3 separate regions of the Homo sapiens genome follow, and regions 2 and 3 are each linked to region 1. A link is a loop called in an ENCODE intact Hi-C map of the cell type or tissue named here. Cell type or tissue: mammary epithelial cell. All regions are shown on one strand. Links, peaks and the distances in the headings refer to the core of each region. The heading gives the core; the rest is flanking DNA.

What was found. Peaks named below come from ENCODE experiments on the same cell type or tissue, not always from the same donor. Only the 100,000 strongest peaks of a DNase experiment are listed, where the experiment ranks them.
Region 2: it touches region 1 in a loop (2.3-fold over the local background); 2 of 110 quality-filtered maps call a loop at or near these places.
Region 3: it touches region 1 in a loop (6-fold over the local background); 74 of 110 quality-filtered maps call a loop at or near these places.

Annotation. Positions count from the first base shown.
Region 1 is chr4:139,083,136-139,088,656 of GRCh38, forward strand. All of the region lies in intron 4 of ELF2 (E74 like ETS transcription factor 2), which reads right to left. Among named protein-coding and RNA genes, the nearest start is that of NOCT, 70 kb to the left of the region's middle. RefSeq lists an enhancer at 678-1,067 and a silencer at 1,298-1,427. In mammary epithelial cell, for the core only: CTCF peaks have their summits at 567, 1,240 and 2,218; DNase peaks (open chromatin) are centred at 646 and 1,156; H3K4me3 peaks cover 1,687 bases; H3K27ac peaks cover 1,966 bases.
Region 2 is chr4:138,949,629-138,955,149 of GRCh38, forward strand. All of the region lies in intron 2 of LOC105377448 (a long non-coding RNA gene), which reads right to left. Among named protein-coding and RNA genes, the nearest start is that of NOCT, 63 kb to the right of the region's middle. In mammary epithelial cell, for the core only: no CTCF peak of the experiment used is centred there; DNase peaks (open chromatin) are centred at 2,333, 3,013 and 4,553; H3K27ac peaks cover 2,448 bases.
Region 3 is chr4:139,299,848-139,305,368 of GRCh38, forward strand. It overlaps NDUFC1 (NADH:ubiquinone oxidoreductase subunit C1), which reads right to left and starts at 2,630. Exons shown (of 6, transcript NM_001184989.2): 1 at 2,569-2,630. It overlaps NAA15 (N-alpha-acetyltransferase 15, NatA auxiliary subunit), which reads left to right and starts at 1,658. Exons shown (of 20, transcript NM_057175.5): 1 at 1,658-1,984. The coding sequence starts at 1,931. RefSeq lists enhancers at 1,049-1,168, 1,649-1,708. In mammary epithelial cell, for the core only: a CTCF peak has its summit at 2,339; DNase peaks (open chromatin) are centred at 984, 1,494 and 2,554; H3K4me3 peaks cover 3,015 bases; H3K27ac peaks cover 2,920 bases.

The sequences.
Region 1 (5,521 bases), core at 268-5,267:
GTCCGTTCTGTCCTTTCCGAGGCGCTTCCGCTGTGGTGGGAGGTTTGGGGGGGGGTAGAGGGGAAGGGGGCAATTCCGTGCTGAGACTTCCCTAGGGCCAAGACTCCCTCCCTCCCGCCTCGCTCCTTAACATTCACCCACTGTTTACAAAAATAAATGTTCTTCTCTGACGCCGCAACCCTCCAGGTCAGGGGTACAAATATATTCCGTGTTCTTCCCATTCTCCCCCTAAAAAAACAACCCACGAGGGAAGGGGCATAAACCTAGTTTCTTCGCAGCCACCCGTTAAATGAGCAAAGGGAGGCGGGCCCCTGAAACATCATCCCGGTTACTCAACATTATTAAGTGACCCTGTCCAGGACCGTTACTCCTGAGACTGCATAAGGTGGGAATGTGCGGAGGAGGGAGGGTCAGAGCATTTTTTTTTGGCGGGTATCGGTCCACCGGACATCGCCCCTGGCTGCCTGGTCCATGCGGAAGTCATGGAATTGTGGACGAAGTCTGAAGGGAGAACCGAGCGGGGGTGGCGAGCGTTCGCCGGAGAAGCCCGCCGCCCCCGAACGCGGGCAGCAGCGGCCTCTCCGGCCAGACAGCGTGGCAGGCGCAGCCGAGAGACAACAGCCTCACTCACTTCCTGGTTCCTCAGCAACTGGGGTGAAGCGCACAACTCGTCCGCCCCCGAGTGCCCAACTTAACCGCGGCTCCGTTCTCCAGCACCCGCTGCCAGCGCTCAGCCCGGCAGCTGCTGCTGCTGCTCGCCGAACCCACCCTGAAGCGACAGCGCCGGATTCGAGGCAGGTTACTCTCCAAGGTGATCACTTCCTGATTCGTCGCCTCCATTACTTCATTCACTCCCCCCTTTCCCCCAGCCGCCCCAGTGACTGTGAGGTGGACACTGTACCCCCAGCACAGACTGCTACAGGGGAGTCACCCCGCCTTCTGTGCACCCCCTCTCCTGCTGCACCGATGCACGGGAGAAAAGTTCCCCTGTCCTTACCGGCCCGGATGAGCAGATCCAGCTGGTTCGTGGGTCCCTCATGCAGAGACGTCGCCATGTTTATCCCGGGGCTGGAGCTGCTGCTTCACATTGACTTACACCGTGAGCAGCGGCGGCAGGGGAGGAGGCGGAACCCGCGGCCGGAGACACACGCCGTGCGACCGACACACACTCACGCACTCGCACACACTCCGACGCCCGGATCCTTGCGCGTCCTCCGACAGGAAGCCGAGGCCGGCCCGCCTCCCGCCGCCGGGCTGAGAAACCCCACCACCTAACGGCAGGGGCAGGGGCGGCAGGGGCAGGGGCGGCGGCGGCGGCGGCGGCGGCTGTGGCTGTGGCGGCCGCCGCAGCTGGCAACGCGATCCTTCCGCCCCGCGCCCAAACAGGAAGTCCCGGACGCTTGCTCCAGAGAGCGGCCGCAGCCTGCGGCGAGAGACACCTGAGGCTGGGAAACGGCTCCGGGAGCCGCGCGAGGACACAGCCCCTCGGCAGGAAGAGGCACATTTCACGCTCTGCGGAAGAAAAGTCTGCAATTGTCCCCCCTCTGGAAAAGAGCCATTAATCATATTTTCTTCCTGGAAGCAATCTAATACCTAGTCCTGCAGCTGTAAATAAAGGTGGCTATTTAACTTCTTTTGGCTTTTTCAAACCTTATGCAACATGTAACCAGTTCACTTGAAACATCTGCACTTTTAAGACAGGAACACCAACAAAGTCATACCTAGAACATATTCTGAAAGCATTACTTGGAAAATAAGGAGTTTCCAACTACTTTCTGAGACCAACTTCGTCCTTTTCCCTTAACAGAAGTGTCAAAGAGCACATTAAACGGGTATTTAGTAAACAGAACACACCAACCTCTGGAGATGAGACTCCCCCAATATGCTAATCATGAAATTCATGTACCCTTTCATTTCTGTTTGGCTCACTTGGAAACAAATTTATATTGTCATTTACTTCAAAAAAAAGTAATTCTTGCTGAAAACTAACCTAATTACAAATACATATTAAAATACAATGGACAAGGGAGATAAATCGCCAATTTAATGACTATAAATTTACTGAACACAGGAAATCAAACCAATATAATGACGAATAACGCTTCATTAAAATGCTTCCCTGGTTTCAGAATTTAATAATACATAAATTGTTTGAAACAAAGGGTTATGCTAAAGTTGTCTGCACACAAAACTTACATAAAGGAACAGTGCCTCCTACAGAGTAAGTGCTCAATAAGTATTTGCTGAATAAACAAAAAGATCTGGCATTACAAATTTAAAATAACAAGGTGACAATTTTTATGATCCGAATTGACTGAACTGTGTAGAGAAAAAAATGTTTTCAGTGGTAATATTAATGCGATATCATCTTATAAAAGCTTGCCCAACATGAGTGCAGCATCAGAATGGATTTACATAGCCCATGACTATTTTTTCTCATTTCTCCTAATATTCATTTATTCTCTTGGTCCTTTTACCCTACCCCTATCACCATGATCCTCACTCTCCCAAAAAAAGAACCTACATGCTATTTCCAAAGTACAACTCCTCTTTAAATAAGGATCTCTTTCTTGAATTAGGTAAACCTGCCATGTATGGGACATGGTAGCTTTTATATTTTATTGCCAATCAATTTAAAGTAAGCATCATCCTTAGCTGGGCATTGTGGTGGGCCTGTGCACCTAGCGACTCAAGTCTAAGGCAGGCCATTTTCTTGAGCCCAGGAGTTTCGGGTTGCAGTGAGCTGTGATCGCACCACTGCACTCCAGCTAGTTATTAGAGAACCACAGTTAGTCCACTCCTTCACTTTACACATTGGGAAACTGAGGCCCCAAGAAGTTACTTAACAAAGGTTACAAAGTGTCTTGTTACTTCAAGGTCAAAACTCTTACAAAACAGTCTTCTATAAAATTTAGAAGTTATAAAAAAAGTTAAATCCATTTTACTACTATTATATTTATAGTATGATAAACTGCAAAATGGTTGATTTTTTTTAATGTCAAAGGTAAAGCAATGGGAAGTTAAAAGAGAAAAATGGAAGAAAAAAGTTTTGAGAAGTGAATGAGAGAATAGGAAGAGGCCAAGCTGTCAAGTTTTTCTCATACAACTAAACAATGAAATTCAAAGTTGGTACCTTGAGCATGTTTAGGGAAAAAACAGGGTCAAGAAAACCGTAAGAAAAATATGTCTGTGAAGCACAACAAGCTGGAATCATATAGTTTAGGAGCACCAAGTAAAGCTTGGTCTGTCAACATCAGAAAATAGACAATAGTTACAGAAGTGCAGTCTACAGATGTACAAAGAAAAAAGATGAATTATTTCATATATTTTATACTACTGCTTAAATGTCTATTTGAGCTTTTTATGTTACTGATTTATTTAATAGTCAGGTTTTATAAAATATTATTAAAATGAAGATCTTCGAACCGTCATAAACTAATTCACTTATTCAACAAATTATTATCCAGTACTTACTTTAAGCAAGTTTCTGTTATAGGTGCTTATTAAGCTGGTAGCACTAAATTATATAACAAAAGGAAGAAATTAACCCTTCTCAATTCATATAGAACTCCCCACCCACCAAGGGTGAAAGTCTTAGAGACAATATGATACACAAGACTGCTTATATATGAAATTAAATAATAGGGTGTATATACAGTGGGTATAATTACCACCCAAGGATGTTAAATTATTTATAATTATAAAAGCCTTCATAAGGCATAAATTTTTAATAGGGGTTCAAAGAGGCAAATTTTTGTTAATGAAATGTTTATTTTTTCAGAGGAAAAGGACTATGGCTAATTTTAGATTCCTTTTAGGAGTTAGGAGGATCATAACTCCTAAAAGTAATTTTATTGTAAGTCCTTCTGTCATATGTACAATAGCATTCATTTTGAGGCATGAACCATGAAAATCTTCTGACAAGGGTCCAGTATTTACTGTTTTTGATACATACTTAGCTTAGGTGTGATCTGACTTAGGTTCATGTTTTTTGCATTTTAACTTATCCCTGGGCCAGGCTCTCCTTGAGACTTGTTGATTCTTCACTTTATGATTTATACTAGACAAACCATTCTGTCCAATTATTAGCAGCTACTCTTAGAAGACTGTCAGCTAAGTATTGCAGCTAGTCATTAATTAATTCAGTAATTCATTCATTTATAGAAACAGGGTCTCGCTATGTTATCAAGGCTGGTCATCAACTCCTTGCCTCAAGCAATCCTCCGTCCTTGGCATCCCAAAGTGTTGGGATTACAGGCATGATCTGCTGTGCCCAGCCCTGCAGCTAGTCTCTTCTAATGGGTGTTAGACAAACACGTTTTTTTGTTTTTGTTTTTGTTTTTGTTTTGAGACAGAGTCTCGCTCTGTTGCCCAGGCTGGAGTACAGTGGCGCGATCTCGGCTCACTGCAAGCTCCGCCTCCCGGGTTCATGCCATTCTCCTGCCTCAGCCTCCCGAGTAGCTGGGACTACAGGCGCCCGCCTCCACGCCCGGCTAATTTTTTGTATTTTTAGTAGAGATGGGGTTTGACCGTGTTAGCCAGGATGGTCTCGATATCCTGACCTCGTGATCCGCCCTCCCCGGCCTCCCAAAATGCTGGAATTACAGGCGTGAGTCACCACGCCAGGCCACAAACAACTTTTTAAAATAGCATCTATTAAGCACCCAAATGTACATGAGTTAGAATAGTTAATGATCTCTATAGTTTAAACGACATTTATGACAACTCATTTCAAGGGTTTGAGTTGTTTATTATCATCAAAGAATATGTAGTATCTTGAATACACTGGGAAAAAAAATTTGCAATTCTTGTGAAACTTTACAAGGACCCATATATAATTCTTGTTTAGCGTGTTTATGAAAAATTTTAGGCTGGTCACAGTGGCTCACGCCTGTAATCCCAGCACTTTGGGGAGCCTAGGTGGGTGGATCACCTGAGGTTGGGAATTTGAGACCAGCCTGGCCAAGGTGGTGACAGCCCGTCTCTACTAAAAATACAAAAATTAGCTGGGTGTGGTGGCGCATGCCTGTAGTCCCAGCTACTTGGGAGACTGAGGCAGGAGAATCATTTCAACCCAGGAGAGGAAGGTTGCAGTGAGCTGAGATCACGCCACTGCACTCCAGCCTGGGAGCAGAACAAGACTCTGTCTAAAAAAAAAAAAAAAAAAAAAATTACAATAAAAATTTTAACTGAAAATATACTAGTCAAATCTCATTTAATTCCAAAAGGAATATTTAGATTAACCAATTTCTTCCTTTCTTACAATACTTTCTGAACTCTACCCACTGAAAAATTCTTCAAATGTCAATACTGAGTTTTTAATTGCCAAATCCAGTGACCTCTTCTCAGTCTCCATCTTACTACTTCTCCAAATATTGTTGACTACCCCTTTATTGAAATCCTTCCCTTCGTTTGATTTTCATGATAGTAAACTGTCTGACTTTTGTTTCTTCCTATTTCTTTTCAGTTGTCTTCACCCACTTCTACACAACCGTTAAATGTGACTGTTTGCCTAAAGTAT
Region 2 (5,521 bases), core at 219-5,218, 130 kb before region 1:
CCCAGCTAATTTTTGTATTTTTAGTAGAGACGGGGTTTCACCATGTTGGCCAGGCTGGTCTCAAACCCCTGACCTCATGATCCGCCCGCCTTGGCCTCCCAAAGTGCTGGAATTATAGGCATGAGCCACCGTGCCCAGCCAGGACTATTCAGTTTTAGCACTGAGCTCAGTCCTGGGCAAACTGGAATAGTTGATCACCCAAACTCAGCTGTGATGCTTCTTGTAGGAAAGGATAAGACATAAAGGAGCTCACTTCTTCTAATCTGGAGGGAATGTGAGAAGAAAAGAGGGGACAGACAGAAAAAAGTACACCTAGGGTTCTTGCTTCCTCTCCTACCCTAGACATAGCCATCCTTTGGCCTACAAAGCCTTACAAACATCCAGATAGGTGGGAAGCACCCGAGGGCAGGGGCTCTGCGCACTTCGTCACTGGGAAGCAATACTCTAGCCAGCTACCCTGGCTGCAGCCTGGAGCAACCACACCTGGCGTCTGTAAAATGAAGGAGTTGGAGAAGATTCCCTCTTAGGGCCCTATTCACTCACTTTAAATGACTGCTTTAAAGTTTCTCCATTTAACTTTACAGAACTTTTTTCAAACCCTAGGGAACTGATAATGTAAATATTCCAAATAAGGAGTCGCAGCCATCAGAGTCACTCAAGTAAAACAGCCAGAGTGGGTGGAAAGCCATAGAAAGTGGAAAAATTCTCTAACGAGCAGACCTACCTTCTTCCTCTCCCCTCCAGCTCTCTGCAGGGTGTTAGGGAAAAAACCACCATACTTTCTAGTGCTGCCATAACAAAATGCCACAGGCTGCATGCTAGAAGTCCAAGATCAACGCGTCAGCAGGGCTGGTTTCTTCTGAGCCTCTCTCCTTGGCTTCCAGACAGCGGCCCTCTCCCCGTGTCTTCACATTGTTCTCTCTATATATACGTCTGTGCCCTAATCTCTTTTTTTTTTTTTTTTTTTTTTTGAGATGGAGTCTCGCTCTGTCGCCCAGGCTGGAGTGCAGTGGCGCAATCTCGGCTCACTGCAACCTCCGCCTGCCAGGTTCAAACAATTCTCCTGCCTCAGCCTCCTGACTAGCTGGGACTACAGGCGTGTGCCACCATGCCCGGCTAAATTTTTTTTGTATTTTTAATAGAGATGGGGTTTCACCATGCTGGCCAGGCTGGTCTCAAACTCCTGACCTCGTGATCTGCCCACTTTGGCCTCCCAAAGTGCTGGGATTACAGGTATGAGCCACTGTGCCCAGCCCGTGAGCCACTGCACCTGGCCCTCTAATCTCTTATAAGGACACTGGTCATACTGAACTGGGGCCCACCCTAATAATCTCATTTTAACTTAATTACCTTTTTAAAGGCCCTATCTCTAAATAAAGTCACATTCTAATGTACTAGAGATTAGGAATTCAATATATGAATTTGGTGGGGGCAAAATTCAGCCCATAACATCTACCTCCCCAGGTTTGGAACTCTTTCCCCTTCCCTTCAGGTTCTTGGTTCCTCCTTCCCCAGGGATTACAGAGCCTAGTAAGAGAGTCATTAGACAGAATCATTCCCAACCTGCTGATGTAACAACTATCTTCAGCTGCTGTTCTTAGCAGGTGGTGTGTGTCAGTGTGTTTGAAATGACCTCTTTTTAAGGTAGAAGTAGAATAGCAGTTCTCAAAATTTTGGGGGAAGGTAAGTAATGTGTTAGTATTATTACAAAAATAATTTTGGCCAGGCACGGTGGCTCACACCCGTAATTTCAGCACCTTGGGAGGCTGAGGCAGGTAGATCACTTAAGGTCAGGAGTTTGAGACCAGCCTGGCCAACATGGCAAAACCCCGTCTCTACTAAAAATACAAAAATTAGCTGGGAGTGGTGGCACGTGTCTGTAATCCCAGCTACTCAGGAGGCTGAGGCAGGCTAATCACTTGAACCTGGGTGGTGGAGGTTGCAATGAGCTGAGATTGCACCAATGCACTCCAGCCTGGGTGATAGAGTGAGACTCTGTCTCAAAAAAAAAAAAAAAAGAAAGAAAATAATTTTGACCCAATGGTCTCTGTGAAGGAGTCTTGGGGAATCCCAAGTGTCCCCAGACATACTTTAAAAACAGCTACCTTAGAGGAAATACCTGTGTGGATTCCTTCCTCTTCTAGTTGTCCTTCACTGCTACTCCTCCTGGCCAATACAGGCCTTCCCCATGAGGCAGGAGGATTTCACCCCAATCTCAACCCACCCTAATGACACAGAGTAAGGCCCAGCTTTAGAGCTGTGCTTACAGGTGTCCACAGGACCTCAGTCTTAGAAGACAGCACATGGCAAGAACAGACATGAATACACATTAAACCAAGGCCAGGATGCCTCCTGGCTCCATCTTCCACAATGACATCACTTTGCCCTAGTTTTCCCACAGGTGAGTCAACAACTTCCCACGTTAGATAGATGATAGCACAAGCAAGCCTATATTAGTTAGGATTAAGTTTAGCTAAATATAAGGACCAAAACAAAATTTTTTTACAGTGGCTTAAATAAGATAGAAATGTATTTCTCTTTCATGTAAAAGAAATCTAGGAATAGGCATCCCAGGACTGGTATGGTGGCTCCACAAAATTGTCAGGGACCAGTATCCTTTCAGCTCACAGTCGGCCCTCCCTATGTTATATGCTCATCCTCAAGATCCAAGGTGGGCGCTGAGCTCCAGCTATTGCAACTATATTCCACCCAGAAGAAATGGAAAAAGAACATTTCTCCAGGAGCTGTGATACTTCTGTTTAGGTCTCATCGGCCAAAATTAAGTCACATATTTACCTACAAAAGAATTTAGGAATGTATTTTTTCAGTTGGGCAACAACATGTCATACCAATGAAGAAGGGAAGAAGGAATGTTGGGAGGCACTAAGCACACTTGGTCACAAATCATCAATTAGAGTTCTTCCCCTCTAGAATTCAGCAAAGCCAAATTGAGATGGCAGCTAGAATTCAGCAAAGCCAAACTGAGATGGCAGCCACTACCTGACTCACCAGCCAGGTGACTCAGTCCTGCCCACCAGCCTGTCAGCAAAACTGTGTTTCTACATGTCACAGACCTTCCACATTGCTAAAAATATTCACACCTCTGAATGTTACATTTTTGAATGCAGAGGGTCTACTATTTGGCATATTCTCTAAATTTTCAAATTATATGTTTTTATGTAAAAATTATTATCTATGTCAGACACTGAACGTAAATACACATAAACATTAACCTAAAAGTTTACAGAGATTATTTCTGGGTAGTAGAATCACAGAACATTTTTCTTTGTTGTTGTTGTTGTTTTCATTCTTTTCTGTAGATAAAAATGTTTCTGTGACCGGGCAAGGTGGTTCACACCTGTACTCCTAGCACTTTGGGAGGCTAAGGCGGGCAGATCACTTGAGGCCAGGGGTTCAAGACCAGCCTGGCTAACATGGCAAAACTTCATCTCAGGTGGGTGCAATGGCTCACACCTGTAATCCCAGCACTTTGGGAGGCCAAGGCAGGCAGATCACGAGGTCAGGAGTTCAAGACCAGCCTGGCCAACATAGTGAAACCCTGTCTCTACTAAAAATACAAAAAATCAGCTGGGCGTGGTGGTGGGCACCTGTAATTCCAGCTACTAGGGAGGCTTGAGACAGGAGAATTGCTTGAACCCAGGAGGCAGAGGTTGCAGTGAGCCAAAATCATGCCACTGCACTCCAGCCAGGGTGACAGAGCGAGACTCTGTCTCAAAAAACAAACAAACAAACAAAAAAAAAACAAAAAGCTGTTCCTCCAATGTACACACATGGCTTCATTGCTTCTATAACTGGGTGAAGCCGTAATTTCTTTTCAGTTTTTGTTTTTGTTTTTGTTTTTGTTTTTTTTGAGACGGAGTTTTGCTCTGTTGCCCAGGCTGGAGTGCAGTGGTGCAATCTTGGCTCACTGCAACCTCTGCCTCCTGGGTTCAAGCGATTCTCCTGTTTCAGCCTCCAGAGTAGCTGGGATTACAGGCGCCCATGACCATGCCCAGCTTATTTTTGTGTTTTTTAGTAGAGATGGAGTTTCGTCAAGTTGGCAAAGCTGGTCTTGATCTCCTGACCTCAGATGATCCGCCTGCCTTGGCCTCCCAAAGTGCTGGGATTACAGGCGTGAGCCACCGTGCCCAGTCCGTAATTTCTTTTCTAGAGCCCAGTCTTATAGCCCTATTATTCATTAGTTGAGGGATTTATTTATTTACAACCCACAGTAGCTGAAACCAGAAATAATTTAAGAAATCTGGTGCTTGAAATAGTTCTTTACTCCTCAACCACTCTATTTCTTCTCAAATAACATTTCTGGGGTTAAATATAAAAATTACATCATGACTGTTCTTAATATTTCAAAATTATGTCTTGTGGTTTAAAGACAGCCTGAGAATAAATGTAACCCACAAACATTTTGAAGTTCCGATCTGCTATTGCAATTATATATGAGTCAGAAGAAGGGGAAAGTTCTACAATTAAGACTTTGTAAGGAAAAATGAATGTTTTTCTTCCCAGAAACTCCCCAGGAAGAATTCCCCTTCTGCACTTTTGACTTTGTCCATTTGCCAGGGAATTTTTTACAACTGAAAGTGAATCCAGCCAATCTGGTAATAGCTGACTCCCAGGGTGTTGTTCTGCTCTTCAGTCCCCATCACCATCCAGCCATTGACATGACCACAGGAACTCACGAAGGGGATGGTGGCCAGCACTGGTCAAGGAAGAAAATTCTGACACAAGCTAAAACATGGATAAACCTTGAGACATTATCAGTCCCAAAGGCAAACAGCATAAGTCTCTGGCTTCCAGAGGGAGCTTGTTAATTATCCTACCCATCCCGCACTGCTTTTTCTCCAGAAAGGACATTTACTGAAAGGCAATTCTTTTTGATTTTTATGTTTGTGCTTGTTGTTCCTACCCTAGAGCCAAAAGACTGACAAGCAATTTAAACACACCAATCCTGCTAGAAAAACACCCAAAGGCACATGTATAAATGCATTAACTTCACACACAAAGAATAGCCCAGTTATATTTACTGAAGATTTACACAGTGTGAGGTAACAGATAAAATGGGTCTAGACTGGACAGAAGGCTCAATTACTTGTCTCAGGGAAATAAAGAGAAAGCTAGTTATTCCATTCACTTGAATCTACTCCACATCTAGCTATTGATGAGTACAAGACAGGTGGCGGATCCTACAACCCTCCTTGTAGGGCACACAGTAACAACCTTTCGCAGTGCAGCCCGGCTGTCATATTTGCAAGGCATACAGTAGCACCAGGATAAAATATAAAATTTTCATGATCAGCAGAAGCAGATTATCCTCAAAGCTAAGGAAATTCATGCTCAGGTCCCCTTACTTACACAATTTCTTCTATTCTCATTCCAAATAAATATGTGCTTCCTTACCTAATTTTCTGTTTGTATTTTTTCTATAAAAGGAACTCCAAATTCCATAAGCTTCAGGCCCCACAAAACCTGGACTCTCCCCTGTAGCAAACAAAACAATGGGGCT
Region 3 (5,521 bases), core at 355-5,354, 220 kb after region 1:
CAGAAATTTTCTTCCTCTGAAGGAAAATAGAATATTCTTTACAGGAGAAATTTAGAGAACTATAGCAAATAGTATTGCTGTAGGGATTTTTGGATATGAAGCCAGAAATTTGGATATGAAGCCAGAGATTTGGAAATCCAAGCTAAAACTATCAACTGCATTTAGACTATTTTTTCTGTCTTTCAATAGTTCAGACAGTTGAAAGATCTCTTGGGGCAGTGAATTTTGCAGGTTATTACTAAGTAACAGCTTAAAAATGAATTATAAGCTTGTTCTTAGTTTTATAAAGTTAAGGTTAAAATACTGGCCATATTTCAAACTGAAACATAGTTTCCTGTATATATGATTTTTCTCAAACTTTTGAAGAGAGATCACAGAATTTAAGGAAACTCCAGGATTTGACTGTTAAAAACCTTATTTATGACCCCGGTGAAGGGCGAGGACAATCAATATAGCAGCTACAAAACCCAAGTTTATATTGGGAAACATGTATCTCAACTCACACCTTTCAGGGACAGTTAAGAGAAGTTTGAAAATTAAAATATCTTTGCAAATAAATTTAAAACAGTAAAAAACACGCACATATTGTTTAATAATTCATGATGCAAAGAATGCTACAGAGTGAAATCAGGATTTGGAAAGAGGTAATCAAAAACCAAAGGTTAAAAGTGGCTCATATAACTTGAAAATTTTTAGATCAATGGAATGCCACTTTGAAAAAGTTTTACGGTCAGCTGTTAATGAAATGACTTACATTTTTGGAAGGACTCCTATTCGGTATGTAGTCTGACCTCGCCTACTCGAGTAGTTCCCTCTAGTATCCTTGCCAGTCTTTGGCTTCTAAGATCTGAGAATTTCTGGGGATGGGGAGTTCGAGTCACAATATTAAGAACTAGTTTGAAGCCAGCTCCAGGGTAGTCTGTCTTTAAGTCTCCACTACTCCGCTCCAAGGTGACTCATAAGGTCGGTCCGTCAACTCTGCATTATATGGCCTCAACAACGAAATTAAAACACATACTTTAACCTCCAGAGCCTCCTTTGGCAGTGCAAATATGTCACTTCGGATCTGACTAACTACCTTTCCAGGCTGATCTTAAGCAACATTCACCAAATTACCGATACGACAGCCAGGCCCATTTCATCGGTCAAGCTCTTTCACGATTTCCAGACTCTGTTAAGCCCCTTTCTCCCCAGGGCTGTTAACAAGTCTCCACTGCGGTGAAGCTTTTTTCATTTTCCACTCCGCCTCTGCTCCTTAAATTAGGCATTTCGTCCATAATCAACTACAGCGCTTCTCAAACACCTACACCTGTATTTTAGCACTTTGGGCTCAAACGATGATCACACAGTGTGCGAGACTCTTTCCAAGGAATGAAAGGTCGATCTAGCAGGAAGGCGCCAGAGAGGCTGTTTTTGATGAGGAGGCGGTCTGAACCGTACTTGCCTAGCCTCCCGTAGCTCCGCGGGCGCTTCGAGGGTACCACGCACTGAAATGATGGGCGGGGCCTGCCCCGACCCTCCCGGCCTCCACAGGCAGGCCAGCCTCCAGGTTTCCCGGCAAGCTCCGAAACCCAGAGGAGGTGGGGAAAGGAGGTCACCGCGCCTGCGTGTTAGGAAGCGTGACCCGGGTGGGAAAACCCTCCGCGTCCGCCATTTTGGCTGCCTCTGTCGGTCTGTTCAGTTACCACGTGAACCGCCGACGGAGACCCGTAGTGGGGGAGGCGGCGGCAGCGTTAAGTGAGAAAGGAAAAAAGACAACGAGGAAAAAGGAGGTGTCCGGGTAGGGCAACGCGGCGACACCCGAGGCCTGGTGGTGGCGGCGGATCGAGATATTCAAGGCTGAAGCAGCTACGGAACGGCAGCGGCGGCGGTCGGACAAACTGACTGACCGAGCCGGGTGGTGGCGGGAGCAGCGGGAGCAGCCGGAACGATGCCGGCCGTGAGCCTCCCGCCCAAGGAGAATGCGCTCTTCAAGCGGATCTTGGTAAGTGTGAGGCTCCGGGCAAGCGGTGGGGAGGATTTAGCCGGTAACCGGGCCTGTCACCCCTAACCTCGGCCCGGCGGGCACTGAGCCACTCCCGCCCGGGACCCCGCCTTCATAGCTCTCGTCAGGCCGAATGCATTGCTTTGCTCCCTCTCTGTGGTTCCTACTATGGCCCGCGCGCCAGGGACCACAGGCTTCTTCATTCCATCCCCACGCTTGAGGCCCTGGTTCCGGACTAGGCCCCGACCTCCCGGCTTCTAGACTGCCGGTTCTCATTCTCCCCGATCTGGGGGAGAAGAGGCCCGGCCTTTGGCGGGCAAGTGGGCGACACCGGCAGGAGTCGCGGCCCGGTTGGTGTGGGAACCCTGCTGGCAGGTCGGGGTGGCACCCTTGGAAGGAACAGGTGGTGCGGATGCAGCAGGCTCATTCATTGCCTAAACGCGGTTCTCCCTCCATCATCTGTCCCTCCCTCTTCCTCCTCTCTTGGGATTCACCTGTCTCCGCCCGGCCCGGGGTCACCCAATGACCTGAGAGGAGGGAAAGAAGGAGTTCAGAGAAGGAAAGAAAGCTTTTCAAACGACTACCTCCTTGTAGTCAGTTGCATACTGGAGTCTTCAGCTCCTCTGCCTCCGTTGTTCTCGTTTCTGGAGTAGGGATGAGGCATTTATTTCTTAGTTTCCGAGCGGGAAACAGCCCCACCCCGTCACTCTTCTCGGGAGGTGGGGCCCATTGCGAGGGGGCGGTTCGGTAGGAAGTAAAAAGTTGAGTCTTTAGTTGAAACGTTGCAGACCTAGACTTTTCTTATACACTGAAGTATATTAACACATGCAAAAACTTACCAGAGAAATGAGAATATAAGAACTTTTGAGATGGATTTTGTTGACGCTAGCTCAGACTTATTCCCTACGGTTCAAATGTGTGCAGTTTGTATTTTTTTAAACCATAAATGCATTGATGTTTGCAGGGACTGTTTACATTGTAAAATATGTCCTGTAGCCTTGGAGCTATAATTAACACATTGTAGCACATTTTTTGTTTGGCATTTAGTATGTGGGTTCCCCCTTTCACGCAAACGTTTCCTTATGATAGAATTAACTGTATTTGCCAAATTTAAGACTTTTAAAATTTGGGATGTGTGTGTGAAAGTGTTAGCCTTTTCCCCCGCAGTTATAATTTATTTCACCTGTTTGAAAAGTAGAACAACTCTGGGGATTCAGTTTTTCTAGAAATGAATAATCATCCATTTGAACTAACTTTGATTTTACAAAAGTGTCCATATGCCCTACAGATTTAGTGAATTCATTTTGAAAAACATTAGAAAGTCACATGCAGTGTCGCAAAACTGTTACCTTGAAATTCTTACTGGAATTTTGTTTTGTTTTAAGACTAAGAGTGTAGGTGGAGCTGTAAAATAGTTTTAGGAAAAAAGTTACTTTTAAACCCTTAAAAAGACTAATTGGTGTGCAGGTAGAACTGTAACATAAGTTTAGAATAGCAATTTATCTTTAATCTCTTTTTCACAATTCTTTATTTTGAAAAAAATGAAACTGAAAAGTTGAGAGAACAAGGAACACTCATAAACCTTTACTTATATTTATTTGCCATATATGCTTTCTCTCTCCCTATGTATATGTATATATACATTTGTATAAAAGTAAGTTGTAGATGTAAAATTTATCTCTAGGCTGGGCACGGTGTCTCATGCCTGTAATCCCAGCACTTTGGGAGGCTGAGGCAGATGGATCACTTGAGGTCAGGAGTTCGAGACCAGGCTGGCCAACGTAGTGAAATCCTGTCTCTACTGAAAATACAAAAATTAGTCAGGCATGGTGGTGTTCGCCTGTAGTCCCAGCTACTAGGGTGGCTGAGGCACAAGAATCGCTTGAACCCGGGAGGTGGAGGTTGCAGTTCCAGCCTTGGCAACAGAGGAAGACTGTCTCAAAACAAAAACAAAAAACTTCATCTCTAAATACTTAAGCAAGCATCTCCTAAGAATAAGGACATCGTCTTGTATACTTATAACAATCATTCTCTAATATTGTCTAATATCTGGTTCATATGGAGATTTTCTCAAGTGTTAGCACTTTTTTTTGTTTGTTTGTTTGAGACGGAGTCTCGCTCTGTCGCCCAGGCTGGAATGCAGTGGCGCGATCTCGGCTCACTGCAAGCTCCGCCTCCTGGGTTGACGCCATTCTCCTGCCTTAGCCTCCCAAGTAGCTGGGACTACAGGTGCCCGCCACCACGCCTGGCTAATTTTTTGTATTTTTTAGTAGAGACGGGGTTTCACCATGTTAGCCAGGATGGTCTCAATCTCCTGACCTAGTGATCCGCCCGCCTCGGCCTTCCGAAGTGCTGCTATTACAGGCGTCAGCCACCGCACCCGGCCAAGTGTTAGCACTTTTTAAATAAATCAAACTTTTAATTTTGAGAAGACTGTAATAATCACGTAGTTTAAGGAATAATACAGTGCACTTTACTCAGTTTTCCCAACACTAATACCTTGCAAAACCATGGTTCATTATTATAACATTGATACAATCCACCAGTCTTATTCAGATTTCCCCACTTTACTTGTACACGCGTGTGAGTGCTCGCGCACGCGGGTGCAGTCATCCCTTGGTATCTGTCGGGGGTTGATTTCAGGATCCCGCGAGATTCCAAAATTTGCAGGTGTTTGAGTCCCTTATGTAAAGTGGTGTAGTATTTGCATATAACCTATGCGAATGTATACTTTAAATATCTCTAGATTACTTATAATACCTAATGCAATATTACTGTTATATAGTTATACTGTATTTTAAAAATTTGTATTTTTTATTGTATTTTTAAAAATAGTTTTTACCTATGGATGCAGACACCAAGGATAATGAGAGCTGACTGTATTTACTTCTATGCAGCGTTATCCCATGTATAGATTGCACCACTACAATTAGGCTACAGAACAAGTTCCTTCAGTCCAAAGTACCCCCCTCTGTTGCCCTTTTAGAACCACATCCATTATCTCTCCCACCGCCCTCCCATCCCCTCTCGCTGCAGGCTCCAGCAACCGGTACATGTCCTCTATTTGTATAATTTTGCCATTCTTTTGGGTTTAGAGATAGAGTCTTCCTCTGTTGCCCAGGCTGGAGTGTAGTGGCTATTTATAGGCTCTATCAAAAGGGCACTGTAACCTCAAACTACTGGACTCAAGCAGTCCTCCCGCTTCAGCCTCCGGAGTAGGGGGGATCACTACAGGGCTACTACATCCAGCTAATAGTTTATTCCTTTTTATTGCCAAGTAGTATTCCATGATATGGATGTACCACAGTGTGTTTAACCATCCATATAATAGCAATTTTTGATTAAACATCTTAATTTTTTTGTGGTAGTGTTAGTGGGGCAAAAACCTGTAAGTTTATTGCCAAAATCACAGTGCTGAAGATCTATTGATAAGTTATATGTGAGAGAAATGTGGAAGTCACTAAATGAAGGAAGAGTAAAGGAGCTAAAATGTCCTTATTGTTCTCATACATTAGGAATGAAGAAAGTGTTACTGAC